Regions from separate parts of the Homo sapiens genome. Here region 1 is linked to region 2. Evidence: read pairs that join two places in POLR2A ChIA-PET (ENCODE). Cell type or tissue: GM12878. All regions are shown on one strand. Each heading gives the region's core, and the rest is flanking DNA. Links, peaks and the distances in the headings are about the cores only.

Region 1 (10,472 bases), core at 1,781-6,780, 95 kb before region 2:
GCAAAAAAATAAAAAATAAAGAAAGAAAGAACGTGTCTGAGCCTCTAAGCAGCCAGGTTAAGAGCCCTGCATGGGAGTAAGGACAGATGAAATCAGAGAGCAGAGCATTTCTCTGCTCACACCACACAAGCCCTGCTACACACTAGGGCTCATATGATCCTCACCAGGCAGGGCCCTACAAACAAGACAGGTGTTGTTTTCTCCCCCACTTTCAGATGAACAAACTGAGACTCAGAGAGAGTTAAATGACTTTCCAGGACTGTAGAAGTGCCAGAACTGAATCCATCACTTCCCAAGCACTGTGCATGTAGCTTCTGCCAGGCTTTCTGCTAGGCACAGGGGATACTGAGGTGAATGGAACACAGTCCCTGCCCCTCAAGGTGGCCAACTGCATAATGGCAAAAGCACAGTTTCTCAAGTCAGACAGAACCTGTGTTTGAATCTCGACTTCCCCACTGACTAGCCTTGTGAGCCTGAACTGGTTCCTAACCTCCACATCTCACATTTTGAGTCTCAGATTCAAAACATAACCTAGATCAAACCAGCCTCGTGCTCAAACCCTCCAAAGGCATCAGCTCAGAGTAAAATCCACATATGACCCAGTCACTGCTCCCATATCCAGTTCATTTCCTCTTTCTGTTCATCTCTCTTCCCACCCTCAGATGCCCTGGCTCCTGGCTATGCCTAAAGCAAGACAAGCATCTCCAACCTTTGATCTTTGCCCTTCTCTTCCCTCTCCTGGATGCACTTTCTCCAGATGGACACATGGCTAACTCCCTCCTGCCACTCAGGTCTCCAGCTTCTCAGAGAGGCCATCCCTGGCCAGATGCAGTGGCTCACAACTGTAGTCCCAGCACTTTGGGAGACCAAGGTGGGCGGATGGCTTGAGCCCAGGAGTTCGAGACCAGCCTGGGCAATATGGTGAAACCCCGTCTCTATAAAAAATACAAAAATTAGCCAGGCATGGGCCAGGGATGGTGGCTCACACCTGTAATCTCAGCACTTTGGGAGGCCAAGGTGGGCAGATCACTTGAGGTCGGGAGTTTGAGACTAGCCTGGCCAACATGGCAAAACCCTGTCTCTACTAAAAATACAAAAATTAGCTGGGCACAGTGGCCCGTGCCTGTAGTCCCAGCTACTCAGAAGGCTGAGGCACGAGAATTGCTTAAACCCAGAAGGCAGAGGTTGCAGTGAGTTGAGATCGCGCCACTACACTGCAGCCTAGGAGACAGAGTGAGACTCCCTCTCAAAAAAAAAAAAACAATAAAAAAAATTAGCCAGGCTGGTGGCACATGCCTATAGTCCCAGCTGTTCAGGAGGCTGAGGTGTGAGAATTGCTTGAGCACAGGATGTTGAGGATGCAGTGAGCTATGATCATGTCACTACGCTCCAGCCTGGGCAACAGAGTGAGACCCTGTCTCAAGAAAGAAAAAAAAAGCCAATCCCTGACCATGGCATCCAAAACAGTGGCCCTGTCACTATCAACTGTACTCTTCTTCAAAACACTGTCTCTATATTATGCAACCTGATACTACCTGTATTCGACCATTTGTTAATGACCTATCCCTCCTATTAGTACACAAGGGTACAGATACACCCATTTTGTTTACTCCTCTGTGCCTAGAACAGTGCCTGGCACATAGTAGGAGCTCAACAAATTTTTGTTACACAAATAAATCAATGACCCTCACTTTCCTCCCCTTTAAAATGATACATACAGCCACATAGTTATAAGAATTAAATTATGTTGGCTGGGCTCAGTGGCTCACACCCGTAATCACAGCACTTTGGGAGTCTGAGGCGAGCGGATCACTTGAGGTTAGGAGTTTGAAACCAGCCTGGCCAACATGGCGAAACCCTGCTCTACTAAAAATACAAAAATTAGCCGGATGTGGCGGTGGGCACCTGTAATCCCAGCTACTTGGGAGGCTGAAGCAGGAGAATCGCTTGAACCTAGGAGGTGGAGGTTGCAATGAGCCAAGATCACGCCACTGTACTCCAGCCTGGGTGACAGAGCAAGACTCCGTCTCAAAAAAAAAAAAAAAAAAAAAAAAATGAAAAAACAAACAAACAAAAACGTTATTTAAAAAAAAATTAAATGATGTCATAGTGGAAGATGCTTTGCCTGGTGCAGGGGAGCTTAGTGACACGCAATAATGGTTGCTGTTTTACTGTCATTGTTCATGCTGTTGTTGTTTTGGTGCTTGCCATCTCAAAGCGGGGAGACAGGTGTGGAAATAAGTAATTTGTGATAATAAAGCTCTTATCCTGAGCCCTCTGCTCCACTTTGGGGTGTGGGCAGCAGCCCCTCCATCTGCCTGAACAGCAGGGCCTGAAACTTTTATCTGGACTGCCAAGGTCACCCTCTGGGTCTGGCCCTGATGATGGGAGACCTCTCTCTGGGGCCTTCCTGGGCTGGGGGCAGTGGGCAGAGCCCAGCCCAGGCCTCAGAAACCCGTGATTTCCCCCAAGAGCAGGCCCCACATCAAAGCCAATCTCGGAGGGGCGAGGCCTCAGGATAAATGGAAGATTAAAGAAGGCTCAGTCTCCACAAGGCCACAGGGAGAGGCAGCCAGCAGGCGACCACAGCGGAGAGGCCCCGACACAGCCCTGGCAGTGGCCATCTTGGGGGGCAAGAGGAGAGAAGGGGGCCCAGTCCTCGGCAAGGGGAGCCAGGAGGACACCTTAGCAAAGGGGGTGCTCCTTGTGATTAAATCTCGATGCATCTCTCCATTCCATGCCCGCTTCTTAACCCTTTCCCAGCCAGGCGGCAGCAGGGAGCTCAAGATAGGAAGCCCTGGGCCTCTCTTCAAGAGACTTGGTTTGGTCATTGGGTTTGGTCATTGGGGTTTGCTCTTTCCAGCAAGGGAGCCTGTAATGAAGACCTCCTGGCCCCAGTCTTCCTCCCCAGGGAAGGTCTGTAATTAGTGCAGGAGGCGAGGCTGGGGAAGCGCAGACAATGTCATTTGAACCAGGATGAGACAGGGCTCAATTGCTAGTCTGCACTTTTTTTTTCTGGTGCCATTTCATATACAAAACTCCAGCAAACTTAACCCTTTCCTGGTTGGGCCCGGATGCCAGGGTTTCAGCTTGGCACAGCATCCATTCCTGTGCCTAACATGCGCCATTCTCACCTCCACCATATACACCCCAGTTCAGGTAAGCCATGGTTTCAGACTTCCTCAACACCAGCCAATCAATCACCCAACAAGCCTTTGACGAATGCCACCAGATGTCAAGCACCCAGGGGAGGGGACCCAAGGGAAAATCTCCCTTCCTGTCAGCAAGGAGCTGACGATCCCTCTAAGCAGCAGGGGAATGCCCACTCGAAACAGGTGGCAGGCAATGGAAGGGAAAGTGGCACCTGCTGAGGACCAGTGCAGGGCAGGGAAGGAAGCTGGGTGGAGGCAGAGTACACACGATAGGTGCAGGAAGGGTTGGCGTGTGGTAAGCACTCTGTACATATGTTCCAAGGGAGATATCTTCCTGGAGCAGAGCTTTTCTGCAATCAGGGTCTGAGGGCTGAACCCACAGAGACACGGAAGGCGGGCAAAGCCAGCCCCAGGTAGAGATGGATGTCAGAGCTATTGAGACAGGCAGAGGCTACTGCCTCCTCCCCCATGCTCCTGGAGCACCCATTCTGAATCCCTGAACTACAGTTTATCTCACGCTATACTACAACCTGCCTGATTGCAGATCTGGCTTCTCAACTAGATTGCAAGCAGCCGGAGGGCTGTGTCTATTCACCTCTGGTCTCGTGGGCCTCAGCACTGAGCCTGGCACACAAGAAGTATTCAATAAATGCTCTTTGGTTGTTTTTTTTTAAGACTTTTTATTTTTATGGGGGACAGAGTCTCGCTCTGTCGCCCAGGCTGAAGTGCAGTGATGCGATCTTGGCTCACTGCATCCTCCACCTCCCGGGTGGAAGTGATTCTCCTGTCTCAGCCTCCTGAGTAGCTGGGATTACAGGTGCATGCTACCATACATGGCTAATTTTTGTATTTTTAGTAGAGATGGGGTTTTACCATACTGGTCAGACTTGTCTGGAACTCCTAACCTCAGGTGATCCACCTGCCTTGGCCTCCCAAAGTGCTGGGATTACAGGCGTGAGCCACTGCGTGCAGCAAATAAATGCTCTTTGAATAGATGGTTGGGCTTGCATGAGATGGTGAGAGAAGTGAGGAAGAATCCACCTCTACGGACTTTCCCAGGGAGGATGCAAATTCTGGCCCCACTTCCCTTGCAAATCACATCACAGTATCTCTAACATGTAAAGTTTAGCTTCTAGAAATCAGTAAGACCAACCACCAATTTTTAAAGGTTGAAGAACGTGAATAGAGTCTACAGAAAAGGAAACATAAATTGTCCTAACACATCTAAAAAGATGCTCAATCCTACTCAAGATAAATGCAAATTTAAAATATACTGGAGGCTATGGCTGGGCACCATGGCTCACGCCTGTAATCCTAGCACTTTGGGAGGCCAAGTCAGGTCTCCTCACCTGAGGTTAGGAGTTCCAGACCAGCCTGACCAATATGGTAAAAACCCCATCTCTGCTAAACATGGTAAGGTGTAAATGAGTGTACTCCCAGCACTTTCGGGGGCTGAAGCAGGAGGATCACTTAAGGCCAGAAGTTGAGACCAGCCTGGGCAACATAGTGAGACCCCATCTCTACAAATAATAATAATAAATTATCTAAGCATGGTGGTGCATGCCTGTAGTCCCAGCTACTCATATAGCTGAGGTGGGAGGATTGCTTGAGCCCAGGAGGTCAAGGCTACAGTGAGCCATAGCTGTACTGCCGCACTCCATCCTGGGCGACAGAGCAAGACCTTGTCTCCAAAAAAATAAATAAAATACACTGGAAATCATTTCTTATTTATCAGATTAGAAAATTCCAGGCTGGGCACAGTGGCTCATGCCTGTAATCCCAGCATTTGGGGAGGCCGAGGCGGGCGGATCACGAGGTCAGAAGATCGAGACCATCCTGGCTAACATGGTGAAACCCCGTCTCTACTAAAAATACAATTAATTAGCTGGGCTAATTAATTGTAGTCCCAGCTACTCTGGAGGCTGAGGCAGGAGAATGGCGTGAACCCGGGAGGCAGAGCTTACAGTGAGCCGAGACTGCGCCACTGCACTCCAGCCTGGGGTACAAAGCGAGACTCCGTCTCAAAAAAAAAAAAGAAAAGAAAACTCCAAAAGTTTGATAATATCCTCTCTTTGAGAGACTGTAGAACAACCAACAATGTCGTATATTGCTGATGGGAGTGTAAATTGGTACAAGATATTTGAGAATACTTACAACATTACAAATGCATGTTCTCTTTGACCCAGGAATCCTACTTCTGAGAATTTATCCTACATGCAGTGCTTGAACAAGCCTATCTTTGCAGCACTGTTTGTTACAGTAAAAAAACTAGAAACAATCCAATTGTCCATTAATTGGGGTCAGGTAAATAAATGATGGTACATTCATACAATGGGTGGCTATGCAGCTATTTTAAAAAAAAGGATGAGGAAGTTCTCTGTGTGCTAATACAGGAAGATCTTGAAAATAGATTAAGTGGGGGGAAAAGATGCAGAACAGTGTGTATAATACTTTTCAATTTAAAAAGAAAGAGAGAGGGAGTCCTGGTATTGTGGCACATGCCTGATAATCCCAGCACTTTGGGAGGCAAAGCAAGACAATCAGTTGGGGCCAGGGGTTCAAGACCAGCCTGGGCAACATAGTGAGACCCTGTCTCTACAAAAAATTAAAAAGTTAGCTGGGCACACCTGTAGTGCTCAGCTACTCAGGAGGCTGAGGCAGAAGGATTGCTTGAGTCCCTGAGTGGCTCACGCCTGTAATCCCAGCACTTTCGGAGGCCAAGGCGGGTGGATCACGAGGTCAGGAGATCGAGACCATCCAGGCTAACATGGTGAAACACCATCTCTACTAAAAATACAAAACATTAGCTGGGCATGGTGGCGGGTGCCTGTAGTCCCAGCTACTCGGGAGGCTGAGGCAAGAGAATGGCATGAACCTGGGAGGTGGAGCTTGCAGTGAGCTGAGATCGCGCCACTGCACTCCAGCCTGGGTGAGAGCGAGACTCCATCTCAAAAAAAAAAAAAAAAACAGAGAGAGAGAAATATCTAAACACACACACACACACACACACACACACACACACACACACACACCATAGAAGGATGCCCAAGCAAGTAATAAAATTGATTATATGTTAGTTAAAGGGTGGGAACTTAGTGGTTAGGATATAGGATGCAGAGATGGGGGGATTACTTTTTGTTGTATTCTTTTTTTATTTTTTAAACCATCTGAATGCATTATCTATTCAAGAAATTGAAAAAGACACACACACACAAACTTCCACCTAGGACTGGGGATTCTTGGATTCTTCACAAGTTGCTGGGTAAATGTGATTCTACCTCAGCTGGCTGTCCCTCTGTCGTTTTCCCTCCCTCGCTCCCACCAGGTTTTCCTGAGACCCTGGATTCCAGTAAACGGTCCTGCCATCTCAACTCGTGCCTCCAGATCATGGACTATGTGTGACCTTGGGCAAGTTACTTCATCTCTCTGGGCCTCAATAAAACAGAGTAATCCTAGTACCTGCCTCCAAGGGTTATGGTAAGATGTAAATGAGGAAACTCATCTTGGCACCAATAAAAATTCAAAAAAAAAAAAAAGAAAACTCATAGGATGTGTTTAGCATATATCCTGGGACTTGATCAATGCTATATTGTATAAATATATAAGATTTACTGTTCATATTCTTTGCCAATATTTTTATTGGATTGTTGGTCTTTGTCTTATTGATTTATAGGCGCTCTATTGATTCAGAAGATTGAGTTATGCATTGCAAACTGGCAGAGCATTGAAAAGTAACAAGACCCAATAAATGGCAGTTTGTGAAAATCACTATATATTTCTGATTATTTCTCCTCCAAGCCATGCATGCTGATGTTTGAAGGGGTCCCACATTGAAGACCTTGGGGCTCATCTGGACAGCCCTCAAGGAGCAGAGTCTTTTGTCACTGGCTCTGTGTCTCTTAACCAGTCTCCTCTGGGTAGTCAGAGATTATCATTCTCCTAGGTGCTTCCAGCTGCAGCCCTCAGAACAACAACCTTCCCTTTTACTCTAGATGAGGCTCATTCTCTGTGTCTTCCCTGGAGGTCCCCAAGTTTGTGGGGTATGTGTGTAATACCAGCTCCTACAAGAAAGTGCTGTAATCCCAGCACTTTGGGAGGCCAAGGCAGGCAGATCACTTGAAGCCAGGAGTTCAAGACCAGCCTGGCCAACATAGTGAAACCCTGTCTCTACTAAAAACATGAAAACTAGGTCAGGCACAGTGGCTCACGCCTGTAATCCCAGCACTTTGGGAGGCTGAGGCGGGTGGATCATAAGGTCAGGAGATCGAGACCATCCTGGCTAACACAGTGAAACCCCGTCTCTACTAAAAAATGCAGAAAATTAGCCAGGCGTGGTGGTGGGCGCCTGTAGTCCCAGCTACTCGGGAGGTTGAGGCAGGAGAATGGTGTGAACCTGGGAGGTGGAGCTTGCAGTGAGCCAAGATCGCACCACTGCACTCCAGCCTGGGCAACAGAGCAAGACTCCATCTCAAAAAAAAAAAAAAACAACACAAAAATTAGCCAGGTGTGGTGGTGCATGCCTGTAATCCCAGCTACTTGGGAGGCTGAAGCAGGAGCTTCACTTGAACCCAGGAGGTGGAGGTTGCAGTGAGCTGAGATCTCACACTGCACTCCAGTGTGGGCGACAGAGCAAGATTCCGTCTCAAAAAAAAATTCACTAATGAGTTCAAGTAAAGCCTCCCCAGGAAACCCTAAGTCTTCATTCCAGAAGACAGAGAATCCTGGCGGGCTGGTCTGAAGGGACACATTGAGGGACTGGGTTGCAGAATACACACCCTTGGGGCCCCTCACCCTGACCTGTGGACACTTGGTGCTTGCTTGCCATTCAGCCAAGGAAAACATTCGGCTCCTTTGGGCCTACATCCATTCATTTTTCTCCAGAGAGTTGGCCCCCTCTTCAGTTCTGGAGGCTCCCGAAATGTTCCTCAGAGCACCTGGAATTGATATTTGCATTAACTAGTGATTGCCAAGGCCAAGCCTGCTGGGTTTCTGTTAGTTCTGCTCAGCCACAGAGGCTGGAGCTGGTCCCTGAGAATGGCCCACGGGGCCCCCTTTCTGTGCATGAAAAGGATGGAAGTCCCCACCTGGACCTGCTCCTCAAAAAGAGGAACCTGGGTTAGGGCCAATGGGAGGTAAAGGCTGAGTCTGAAAAGGCCTCAGCCTCCTCCCAACTCTCTGGAAACCCCCCCGGTTACTATGCAATTTATCCAATCCCAGAGTCTGACGCAGCAGAAAGATGAAGTCGGAGGCCAGATCAACTTTCCAATACTCCCGCTTAATGGCTGTGTAATCCTTAGACAAATAACATAACCTCTCTGAGCCTCACTCACTTCACCTATAAAGGCAAAAATATGTGTGTATTTCTGTCTCCCTTCTAAAGGCATTTGAGAAACCCTACAGACAATGGAATTCGATGGTTGTTAATGGAGGAAAAAGATATGGAGGAAAGGAGAACAAACACAAGATGAAGGCGGGCTGCAGTGAGTGTGTGGAATGAACCTCCTCTTCCTGCTGCAAGAGGTGGACCTCAGCAAATTGATCTCTGAGCTTCCTCACAGCTCAAGTAAAGAAAGTAATGCAATGAACTACAAAACCCGGAGTGTCCCTCAAGTTAAAAATAGGCCTGCTGCTCAGAAGCAGCCAGCTTTGATGGGCCCTGAAGTAAAAGAAAAGATGCTTCCCCAGACCTTCCTAAAGGGACAAGGTGGCAGGTAGAGGTGAAGGATATGTGTATAGTGGGCCCCTCCCCATGTGGGGGTAATACAATCTCCCAGGGTCTTTGTGAGTCTGAAATAAAATGAAATGCTTGACAGTGTCACCTAGAGTGGCTGGCATACAGTAGGTGCTTAATATGTGCCCATTTCCATCCTTCTTCCTACTCTGTCTGCTCCCAGGGAAGGGATATCCATTGATCTCACAGGCATGGGAGGATTCAGCTCTTCAGTCATTCAGCAAACATTTATCGAACACCTGGGTTAGGCAAAGGTGGGAATCCTCCTCAACCTAGCTGGTATCTTCCCTGCTGTCCCCAAATCCTTGGCCTCAGAAGCTCTCCCCCTCCCACTGCCACCCACCCTTCTGGGTCTCAGCCCCTGCCTCCTTCCCAGCATGGCTTTAAGCCCCAGGGAGCCCTGCTCCTGTGGCTTCTCCCTCATTCCCCGCATAGCTCCAGGCTGCTCCCTTCGACCACCACATTCATGGAGCTGGGCCACGTGCAAGAGCACAATTAATATTCCACTCAGTCTCCCCGAGCCCTGCTGCCTACCGGGAGAAGATGGAAACCAGATTTGCAGCCGCACGCGCTGGCATGGATGCACACAGAGAGGCAGCCCGCCCCTAGGTGTGAGCTGGCACATACACATGTGCAAATGTGGAAGCCCCACACTTAGATTCACACCTCCAGACATCCTCGGGGAGGGAGGAGCTGTATGCACACCTAGCTCCCAGCCAATCACTGCCCAGGGGACACTCAGACTCCTCACACACAAAGGCCGTATTTGCTTTCTGGGCAGAGGGAGACAGAATCATAGCATTTCAGAGCTGGGAGGATGGGATTTCAGAGACCAAGCTAAGACCCTCATTTTCCAGGGAAGAATCTGAGGCCCTGGCTTAACCTTGACTGTTATCAGTCCCCAGTGAAGCACATGGTGACTGGATGCATTTTAGCAAAGCCTTTGATTTAAATGCCTGATGCTGCCTCCCTCCTTCCTGGGGACAAGCTACTTCAGTCTCACCAGCCTTGGAGGTTGGGGAATCTGAGGCTCACGGTGGGTTGGGGGGATAAGGGCTTGGCAAGAGCAGGAGGTCGTAGGCAGAGTCAGGCCTCCAACTTTCCGTGCCCCTGCCCTTCCTCTTAGCCCCATAGTTCCAGCTCTGCCAGCCCTAGGTGGGGCAGGATTTGCAGGGGAGTGTCCCCAACAATATGAGGACTCAAGGCAGGAGGAAACAAGTGGCTTTGTTGGTTTCTCTCCTATTACTGGAGACTTCAAGAGCGAGGAGATGGAGGGTGGTGGTATGCCTGAGTGCGTGTCTTCTGGGGAGGGAGCCAGGTGGCTGCGTTCTAGAGATGTCTAGAAGCGGAGTTGGAGCAGGTGATTCAGGCTGGAGGGGAGAAGGGTGACTTGAGAACAGGAGGAGAGCAAAGCAGGAAGCGGGTGGAGCTGTTTCCCAGATGGCAGGCAGACAGAGGGCCAAGGGGCGGGCCTGCTTCCAGTCCAAAGATGGGACGGCAGAGCAGAAATTCAGGGAAAAAGAAGCAAAAATAATTACCAGGAAAAGGAGCTGGAAGGGAGGCAAGTGTTTTCTTAGTCTTTAAGGAAC
Region 2 (10,472 bases), core at 3,589-8,588:
CAGGGTGTTAATATTGAATGAGGGGTGAGGGGGAAATGCTTCTCCCAGCAGATGGGGAATGGGAGCCCTCTGCAGACACAGGAGAAGACAAGGATGGGACGGTCACCAGAGAAGAGTGGGGGCCCGCGAGGGGTTTATAACAAAGGGGCCCCTTTGGGAGGCTAAGGGAGATATATTGGCATTCCCATCAGGGATCGGTTTCAGTGTTGCCTCTGAGACACCAGAGCTCAGCCCAGACCAGACTTGTCCACCCAGTGCAGCAGGAAGTTCTCGGGAGCTGGCCCACTCCTGGGGCTCTGTGCCCACCTGAAGCCTGTGCTGTCAGCGGGATCCATGAGGCTGAGTCCAGACCATGCGCTGTTCCCTCCACTCACTCTTCAAACCACACCCAGCACTTCTACACTCTGGGGATGCCATTAGAAGCAATGTGAGGCCCTGGGGCTCACAGCCTGTCCGGGGATGCAGATTTGCACATTAGTGCTGATTGCCCAGGGTCTGAGAGGAAAACCATGAGGGAGAATTCACTGAGTAGAGAGGGGAGTGGTATTCCAGGTAGGGAGACCACCGGATGCCACGTGGTGCCACGTGGAAAAGGGACCCGCGGTGTTTTGTTTGCCAGAAGCATCCAGGGTGGAGCCTGAGGGGTCGAGGGTATGTGCCATGGAACACACTACTGAGTTCAAACCCCAGCACTGCCACATGTTAGCTGGACGACTTCAGGCAAATGACTTAACCGCTTTGTCTCTCAGTTTCCTCATCTGCAATATGAGGATACGGGCCATGGGGATAAGAATACCAACTATTCTTAGGAGGATTCGTAGCTTAATATTTGTAAAAACACTTAGAGTAGTGTCTGGTGGAGTGAGTTATGTAAGTGTCAAATACAGCATTAAAAATATGAAAGAGCAGAGAGGAGGCTGGGAGGCCTGTTGCCTGCCAGCCCCAGGTCTTTGCATTTTGCTCAGCTGACAGTAGAGTCAGTAAAAGGTGATTGGGTGCTTTAGGATGAATTCTGATGGCAGCGGGAGTCTGGCTTGGAGGGAGGCACTAAAGGAATGGGTTGGTCATTTGTTGCGCAAACATCTCTTTGAGGCCTAGCAGGGGCTGAGTCAGGGACTCGGATGTGAAAGAAGAGACTGGGGGTATTTCACCAAGGAGCTCAGGCCAGCTTAGGATCCCCGCCTAGCCCCCAAGCCTCTGAGACAGCCCCTCCTCCCCTTTCCTTGCCCACCACCCTCCCCTTGTGACTTCATGTCACCAAACCGACTATCTAGTTTTCATGAGAAAGCCATGGAGAACATGGAGCGGGCGATAGCATCCAGCCCAGAAAGGGGCCTCCAGGTGTCACTCTTGGGGTCCTCTAGAGAGGAGAGGAAGGTGGCCACCCAAACCAAGGCTGTTGCCATCCCCTTGTACCCAACAAAGAGAAGTGGCCTGAGCCAGCTGGAGCCTGTGGTCAGCCGTTGCATGTGGTTACACAAGGTGGAAGAAGCCTTTCTCCTCCCTTAAGGTGCTGGCCCCTCCCCTGTGGAATTCCCTGTTCTTTCCTCCTGCACTGATCAGCAGTAAATGCTGGACTCACTGCCAGGCACCATGCCGGGCATGCCCAGATGCGCTAGACCTGGCCCCGGCCCCCCAGGAGCTCGCGGTCTGGTGGAGGAGCAGGCATGTGGGCTGAAAGAAGCAGGCCTCCCAGGGCTCTAGTGGCAGGGGAGCCAAATGGGCAGTGCGGAGCTGTGAGTAGGAGGGGTGTTCCGTTGGCTGTGAGCAGGCAGCTGCTTATCAGGTAGAGAGGGAGGCCAGTATTCGGGGCAGAAGGTGTGCCAGGTGCGGCGGCACAGCAGTAAGTCAGGCACAGCCAGATTGGGGCACAGAGAATAGGCTGGCTTGGTTAGAACTAAGGCTTCGTGTCACAGTACAGGAGGCTTAGTGCCACACCGCAGGAGCCACGTCTGCCAGGGTGGAGAAGGCAGATTCACTCTGAATCAGTGGTCTTAAAAAGTATGGTCCTGGGGGTGCCCTGACCCATTTCAGGGATTTGATAAAGTCAAAACTATTTTCAGAGATACCCTGGTTCCTGCCTTTTTTTTGCTGTGCTGATGGCACAAAAGCAGTGGTGGGTAAAACTGCTAGCCCCTCAACGCGAATCTAGGCAGGGGCCCCAACATCAGAGTCCTTACTCCATACATACATTTCTTTAAAAGTAGTGAAGATCATTAATTTTATAAAGTCTAGACCCTTGTGTACCTATATCTTCTGATATTTTACATGAAGGAATATGAAATATATATAAGGCACCTTTGCTGCAAACCAAACTGTGATGAGGAAAAGCTCTTAACTCGATGCAGTTGTAAGCTGTACTAGATGCTTTTTTTTTTAAGAACACCATTTGTACTTGGACACCTGATAGACAAACTAGTCAGATGTAGGTATTTGGCAGACATTTTCTCAAAAGTGCATGACATGAGCTTGTCATTTCCAAAACAGTGTCATTATTTGTTGCCAGGCACAGGCCACCATGGCTCATATCTGTAATCCTATCACTTTGGGAGGCCAAGGCAGGAGGATCACTTGAGCCCACGGGTTAAAGACCAGCTTGGGCAACATAGTGAGACCTCATCTCTACATATATTTTTTAAAAATAAGTAATAAAATATTTGTTGCCAATGATAAAATTTGAGCTTTTGAGCAAAAATGAGAATTTTGGAAACCTTTTATTCACTTCCTAGAGCCTGACGGCTTCCTCAGGCTTAAAATTTTTCTGATGAGATCAGTAGTGAAGTTAGTGTGATTTTTGGTATTGTATAATAACATGTGGGCCAGGTGTGGAGGCTCACACCTGTAATCCCAGCACTTTGGGAGGCTGAGGCGGGCAGATCACCTGAGGTCAGGAGTTTGAGAGCAGCCTGGCCAACATGGTGAAACCCCATCTCTACTAAAAATACAAAAATTAGCTGGATATGGTGGTGCACACCTGTAATCCCAGCAACTCGGGAGGCTGAGGCAGGAGAATCACTTGAGCCTGGGAGGAGGTTGCAGTGAACTGAGATCGCAACACTGCACTCCAGCCTGGGCGACAGAGCAAGACTGTATCTCAAAAAAAAAATAATAAAATAAGGCCAGGTGCTGTGAATCATGCCTGTAATCCCAGCACTTTGGGAGGCCAAGGCGGGCGGATCACGAGGTCAGGAGTTCGAGGTCAGCCTGGCCAACATGGTGAAACCCCGTCTCTACTAAAAATACAAAAAAAAATTAGCTGGGCATGGTGGCCCATGCCTGTAATCCCAGCTAGTCAGGAGGCTGAGACAGGAGAGTCACTTGAGCCTGGGAGGCTGGGGTTGCAGTGAGCTGAGATTGCGCCATTGCACTCCAGCCTGGGCGATAAGAGCCAGACTCCATCTCAAAAATAAAATAAAATAAAATGTGTCACCATTTGGAAGATCTGCATAACTCAGTAAACCAGTATTTTCCAATGACTGGTGCTTGATGTTACAAAATTCAAAATGCAAGGTAGTCCAGTGGAAAGTTCATTGACGTGGTTTTATATTTATATTTATTTATATTTATTTATTTATTTTGAGATGGAGTCTCGCTCTGTGGCCAAGGCTGGAGTGCAGTGGCGTGATCTCGGCTCACTGCAGCCTCCGCTTCCCAGGTTCAAGCGATTCTCCTGCCTCAGCCTCCCGAGTAGCTGGGATTACAGGCACCTGCCATCATGCCCGGCTAATTTTTTTTTTTTTTTTTTTGTATTGTTAGTAGAGACGGGGTTTTGCCATGTTGGCCAGACTGGTCTCGAACTCCTGACCTCAGTTGATCCGCCCACCTCGGCCTCCCAAAATGCTGGGATTACAGGCGTGAACCACTGTGCCCGGCCTGATACGGTTTTAGATTCCACATTGCAACTAACCTTTGAGAAACTGTCATTTGTCATATTTTGGTGTAGTAGCAAAGAAAATCTATAATTACCTGGAAAGGCTGTTAAAGATATTCCTTCTTTTTGTAACTACATGTCTGTGTGAGGCAGAATTTTCTTCATATACTTCAACCAAAACAACATGTCACAACAGATTGAATGCAGGGATAGACAGGAGAATCCAGCTGCCTTCTATTAGGCCAGATGTTAAAGAGATTTGCAAAAAATGTAAAATGATGCCACTCTTTTTGCTAACTTTTTTTTAGAAAATTATTTATAAAAGTGTTGTTTATATTAACGTAATGGGCTTATTGTTTTAAGCTAGTAAGTATCTTAAACATTTCTCAGTTTTAACATCTGATATGATACATATTAATAGCTGTCACCCCCTAAAACAAAACTCTTTTGGGATCTTCACCAATTTTGAGAGTGTAAAGGGGTCTGGGAGCTTTCAAGTTGCTGAACACATGGAGGTTCCTGGAGGATGGTGTGCCCAGGGAGGGCGTGGAAGCTCCTCGCCCCTTTCCTCATCAAAAAAAAAAAAAAAAAGGCTGGGTGCGGTGGCTCATGCCTGTAATCCTAGCACTTTGGGAGGCCGAGGTGGGCGGATCACGAGGTCAGGAGTTCGAGACCAGCCTGGCCAACATGGTGAAACCCCGTCTCTACTAAAAATACAAAAATTAGCTGGGCATGGTGGCAGGTGCCTGTAATCCCAGCTACTCGGGAAGCTGGGCCAGGAGAATCATCTGAACCCGGGAGGCGGAGGTTGCAGTGAGCTGAGATCACGCCATTGCACTCCAGCCTGGGTGACAGGGCAAGACTCCATCTCAAAGAAAAAAAAAAAGAGTTTAAAGAGGTCTTGGGATCAGGCAGTTGGACAGCTGCCACTCCAGACCCTAGGGTACCATGTCAGGACTGGGAGTTGGGGGGGTGGCATTCCAGTCAGGATACATATAACACAGACTGGTGTCTTCTGGGCGTTCCTTAGCTTGGCAGAGCCAGAAGACCCAGAAGCTGGAGTCCCAGCTCAACCAAATCGGAGTTGTGGGCAGTCACGGGCTTCCACAAGCCTCGAGTTGCCCCATCTATTCAGTGGGACAGTAGTGCTGTCTGCACAGGGGAAATACCAGCCTCCCGTTTGTAATGCTGGTGAAAAGTACTTTGTAAGTTGTGAAACACTCCACAGATACTTATTTTTGTGATTGTTTTGTCTGGAGCCGGTGTGATTAGCTTCCCCAGACCTCAGAAAACCTGTCCAGTGGGCGTGAGAAGGCATTAGGTGGCTAAATAGGGGGCATTAGTGGGGGGCCCCCTCCCTAAAAGGGCCTGGCTCCCACTTCTCCCTCCTTAGACCTCGTTCCCAAGCTGAGGCATGGGCTGGGCTGTACTGGGTGCCAGGTGGAAGGGAGGCCACTGGGTTGTCACCCAGCCTGGCTCTGGGAACCTTGGGAAAAGGAGCTGGGAGGCACGCTCGTGCGCTGTGTGCCCGTCCGCCCACCCGTCGCCTGCTGCAGGGCCTGGAGCCGCTGCTGGGAGAGGAAGTGCGTTCAGTTACCAATCGGGTTATTTTCATAACGGCTGTCTCAGGCTGCAGGGAGGAGGGTGACAAGGGGGAGGGGGCAGAGGAGCAGCCACGGCTGCTAGCTCTCCAAACTAGGACTTGCTCAGCAGAGGCCGCCAGCCCGGAGCTGGATCCAGAGCCCGGCCTTGGGGACCCCAGCTCCCACCTGCGCCCTGCCTTCCAGATCAGGTCAAAAGGGGCCCCCAGCCCCTCCTTGCTTTCTGCTTCCTCCCTCTGTATCTGGCTGGGTGGGTGCGGGGAGGGTTGGATCCGGGCGGACCCGGGCCCCACCATCCCTAGGCAAGGAGCCTGCCCTGCCAGGTTCCTGAAGCTGATGGAAAAGGGTCCCCCCGAGCTCCTGCTGAGCCAGGGCAGACCCTGCCGACTAAACACTCACTGGCCTGGTCGCCTTCTTACCATCCAGCCTGGCCCACCTGCTCCCCGAGGTACATTTTGTTTGTTGTTTTTGACAGGATCCCTGTGGTGAGTCTCAGCCTGGGGAAGGGAGGAGGACTCTGCCTCCCCAGCCCCTAGGCTGACTGGGGAGGGACTGGCCTCCCTTCCAGCTTCCCCACCTCCTTCCCTCCAACCCAGGTCTGTGGGAGCAGAGCCGAGGGGGTTCTGGGGAGGCAGCTGCAGGCCCTTGCTCTGGGGCTGCTGGAGGTGGGGTCGCCATGCACCATGCCCAGCCTTCACGGAGCAGAAGGCGGACGAGGCCCTGCCCAGGGTGTGGAGTGGGCGCTCTGGGTCAGTCCCATGGGGTATCCTGTGAGAGCAACTCAGGGGGCCAGGCCTGGTACCGGGTGCAGAGGGCATTCCTCATGGCACGAGCAGATACCCAGGTGACACCTGTGGCCGGCTCTGTTCCTCATGCGGTGGGTGGTGGCCACCCTGGGCACTCCTGCTTCCCTTTCTGGGTTCCTGGCCTCACTGTGGGCAGACAGACCCCAGGAGGTAGCACAATCACATGCTCTGGTGTCTATGGTGGGTGTAGGCCCTGCCAGGCCCTGCTGTCTGCCAGGTATCACCAGGCACTCTCTCTCTGTCATCGCATCCAGACCTCCTTTAGGCCAATCTTCTGAACCAGGTGGTGTGAGCTCCATTTTGCAGATGAGAAAATTGAGGCTCAGAAAGGTTAGTGGATCAGTCTAGGGTGGCAGTGGCAGATTCAGGATGCCAACGCCCTTGAAACTAGCACAGGGCGTGAGATGGCCTGGGCTCTGGAGGGTGGGTGTCCTGTCCGCTCCAGCTGTAGCTGATGAAGCTCTCCGGCCTGCCTGCCCCGATAGCAGCCACTGCAGCTCGGCCACCTGCAGCCACAGCCACTGTCCAGCAAGGGTGCACGGCCAGACACCAATGGTCTTGTCTCCTGACTTCCTCTGTCCTTTCCCAGGCCCTGTCCTTGTCAGGCCCCAGAGCCGGCCAAGGGTTGATGGGGTCCCCTGAGTCCTTTCCCATCCTGTCCCCATTGGTGTAACAGGCTCCCCACCCGGAGACCGAGGGACAGCCATTTTGCTGTGCTCTTGGTGTTGAAGCCCTCAGGGTGACCTTTACACGTACTGTGTGGCGAGGTGGAGGTGACCAAGAGCACGAGGTGAGAAGACACTGTCACGCAGAGCTGCGCTATGGGAGAGGCTTAGGCCCAGGGCGGGCTCCAACAAGGCCCAGGAGAAGCCCCAGCAGAGATAGGAAGTGAGGAGTCAGGCTCTTGCTGACCAGGGACAGAGGTTTCTATGGAGACCAGAGGAACAGGAAACTCAGGCCTGCGGGGAGGGGCATGGGAGCACGGAGGCATGGGTGCCCAGCAGGAGAGCCTGTGACAAATTGTCAGCTCAGCCACTCTGACAGCCTCCCCAGACACACAGGGAAACTGAGGCCCGTGAGGGGCCAACTTGCACACAGTCACACAGCACTGCCGGCCTTGCCCACCCCACTCTGCTGGGAGGGGCGGCATCATCGGCCGCCGAGGAGACTCCTGGACAGATGTGGACCTGGGCTGCCTGGCAGTGTGTGGAGCCGGGCACCACAGGAGCTCCTGTAAGCCGCCCTTGTCTCTCGAGGGGGTCCTGGCCCCTGTTGTCAGTGCAGGTCTGGGGCCGCAAGCTGGGCTCAGCCCTCACCGCTGCCCACGGGTGCAGCGGCACCTCCCCCCACTGACTGTGGCCTTTTGTTTTCTGGGTGACAGTAGCATCAGGCGGTGTGTCCGGGTGACTAATCTCCTCCAGGCTGGGCAGCTGTCACAGGGCGGCCTGACCAGGCAGGCAGGAAAGCTGACACCCTGGGGAGGGCTGGCAGGCCGGTGCCCTGACGGCAGGGGGCAGTTGGGCCTTCAGGCTCCTCTTCCCCTGACACAAAGCAGGCCCCAGGTCGGGAAGACCCGGGTTCAGGTCCCGAATGCCGCTGACTGGCCGTGGGACTGTGGCATGTTACTGGCCCTCTTGAAGCCTCAGTTTCCCCATCTCTAGAATGGAGCTGCAGGTCCTGCTTACCTCACAGGGCTGTGGTGAGGATTACACGAGATGATAAAGTACTTAGCCCAGGGCCTGTCACGTAGCAGGTGTTCGTTATTATTCCCTATCTGGTTCCCTTTCCTACCCCATCCCAGCCTCATGTTCCAGGAGGAAGGACCCTGCAACCCACCCCATTTCTGGGACGCAGGCTTTGCCGTTAGGTAGACTTGGACTCCAGCACTGACTCCACACTGACTTGCCGTGGACTCTAGGCGGTCACCTCTGCGTCAACTTCCTCATCAGGAATGCAGTGTGATGCAGTACCTATTCCTTGGGGTTGCAGTTTATGAAATGATCTAAGTGTTTGTCAGGGGCTTAGCACAGTGCCTGACACATAGGGGCTCAGTAAATGTCAGCCGTGACACTGGTGATTTTGGGGGAGACCCAGCGCTCTCCACCCATGCCTGCTGTCCTGCCCCTGCAGCTCCCTCCGGCCCAGGTGGTCTGCTTTGAGTGGGGCACTATTTGGGGTCATAAGAGCACTGCCCTGACCTCCCTGTCATCTGAGGCAGCTGGAAACTCCAATAGGCAGAGACCAAGAGCTGAGCTGTGCAGAACTCTGCTTCCCTAGGCACCTCCACCCTGTCCATCTCTCCCCCAACACCCCTGTACCTGGCCTGAAGCTGCTCAAGACCTGCAGGGCAGTAGCAAATCAGTGCAGTGTATGGAAGGAGAAGGTGCTAGACGTGCGGCCTGGGCCTGACTCCTCCAGCCCTTCATCTTTGCCTTCATCCTTCCTCCTGCCCAACATGCGTCCAGGGCATCACCCACCATGCCTAATTAATGCCAGCCTTCAGGGGACCACAGGGCTTCTTCTGTCAGCCCCAGGCAGCACTGTCCCAGGGCTGTGACCTTGACCTCTGTGGCTGCCAGCGGTTAGGATGCATCCCCCACCAGTCTCTCCCCAGGACCAGGGCCCAGGAGATCACCTGCTGTGGGGCACAGGTGGCCTCAGGTACCTGGAGGCATCGCCAGCCTGATCCATGCCAGGCAGGCTGCCCTTCCCCCACTGTTAGGAGAGGTAGGGCACAGGAGCTCGATGCTGGCTGTGAAGAAGGGTAGGCAGGGCTGAGGTGAGCTGGCAGAGGGAGCAAAGCATGAGTTCAGGATGGGTCCATGGAGGCCAGGTCCAGGTGGGAGCTAGGATGATGCCCACAGCTCCTGCCTGCCTGCAGGAGGGAGCTCTGGGCTGTGCAGCGTTTGGAATTGTGAGTATGGGGGCTTCCAGCATCAGGGCCGCAGAAGAATGTGCAGTCACAGGCTCCATCAGGAGCAGAGTCAGAAGGGTTTCCCGGCATCACCCAGCTTCACCCTGGGGTATCCGTACTTTGTCCCTTCAGAAAGGTGAGACAGAGCAGTCGAGCACCAGAAAGTTCTTACCATCAGCACTTCAGACATACAGGCACGCACACACCCAGAATCCAGAAGGCTTTGCTTTTGGCCCAAGCCTATTGTCACGGCCCCCTGGGTGTGAAGGGAGACTGAGCAGCCTCTCTCCCAGGAGAGCCAGACAGTGACTCTCCAGTTCCCTGAGACCTGGTCTCCCCTGAGCTACACATTAGACCCTCTCTATTTCCAGGAGTCACCTTCAGCCTGACCCCAAGGCTATGGGCTGAGAGACTCTGGGGGTCCTGTCAGGATTAAGTTCCTTTGCAGAGAGCCTCATTTTGTTATAGCTTGGTTTGCTCCATGTCCCATGAGGGGACACCTAACCTGCCCCCACCATGTTGGTGGCAAAACAAAGGCCCAGCAAGTGGGAAGCCCTGCCCTGGGCCCCACCGTCCATCCAGGCAGACCGACTCCCCATTTTCTTTTTGTTTTCTTTTCCATCAGCTTCCGGCAGGGCAGGTGGAGGCCTTTAGGCCCAGAGCTCTGTAGATTCTGGTGCCTGGATGGGGGAAGAAGGGGTAGCCTGAAGCACCCACCTCCCTGGGACTCCAGGGCTCCCTAGGGTGCAATGGGGGAGAGCATCAGTGCCCCAACAGCTGTAAACGTGGGCTCCCCTGAGCACCCCTGGGATCCTCACATGGAGGTCAGAGGCTGCAGTGACCCCTCCCTCCCTCAGGGGTTGCTTCCCTTCTCATGGGGCAGAGGCTGTGAATGGGCTCCTGGTTGCTTCCCTTCTCATGGGGCAGAGGCTGTGAATGGGCTCCCGGACACAGGACAGACCGTGGCCTGATCCAGCTCCTGATGCTCCCGGTCTCTGTGCCCAACAGCCAACCGCCTGCCATGGAGACTTTCTTTAGGAGACATTTCCGGGGGAAGGTGCCAGGCCCTGGAGAGGGGCAGCAGCGGCCCAGCAGCGTGGGGCTGCCCACAGGCAAGGCCCGGCGTCGCTCCCCCGCTGGGCAGGCCTCCTCCTCACTGGCACAGCGGCGCCGCTCCAGCGCCCAGCTCCAGGGCTGCCTCCTGAGTTGCGGGGTGAGGGCCCAGGGTTCCAGCCGCCGGCGCTCCAGCACTGTGCCCCCTTCCTGCAACCCCCGCTTCA

The links. Peaks named below come from ENCODE experiments on the same cell type or tissue, not always from the same donor. Only the 100,000 strongest peaks of a DNase experiment are listed, where the experiment ranks them.
Region 1: POLR2A ChIA-PET joins it to region 2 with 5 read pairs; 2 of 35 experiments call an interaction of 5 or more read pairs at or near these places.

What each region holds. Positions count from the first base shown.
Region 1 is chr11:46,262,616-46,273,087 of GRCh38, forward strand. LINC02489 (long intergenic non-protein coding RNA 2489) reads right to left here. Exons shown (of 3, transcript NR_183622.1): 2 at 7,950-8,086. Among named protein-coding and RNA genes, the nearest start is that of LINC02489, 6.6 kb to the right of the region's middle. In GM12878, for the core only: a CTCF peak has its summit at 3,396; DNase peaks (open chromatin) are centred at 3,256 and 4,226; H3K27ac peaks cover 3,359 bases.
Region 2 is chr11:46,356,044-46,366,515 of GRCh38, forward strand. The region is part of intron 1 of DGKZ (diacylglycerol kinase zeta); the gene reads left to right. Among named protein-coding and RNA genes, the nearest start is that of DGKZ, 14 kb to the left of the region's middle. RefSeq lists an enhancer at 1-497. In GM12878, for the core only: no CTCF peak of the experiment used is centred there; a DNase peak (open chromatin) is centred at 5,468; H3K4me3 peaks cover 1,828 bases; H3K27ac peaks cover 2,330 bases.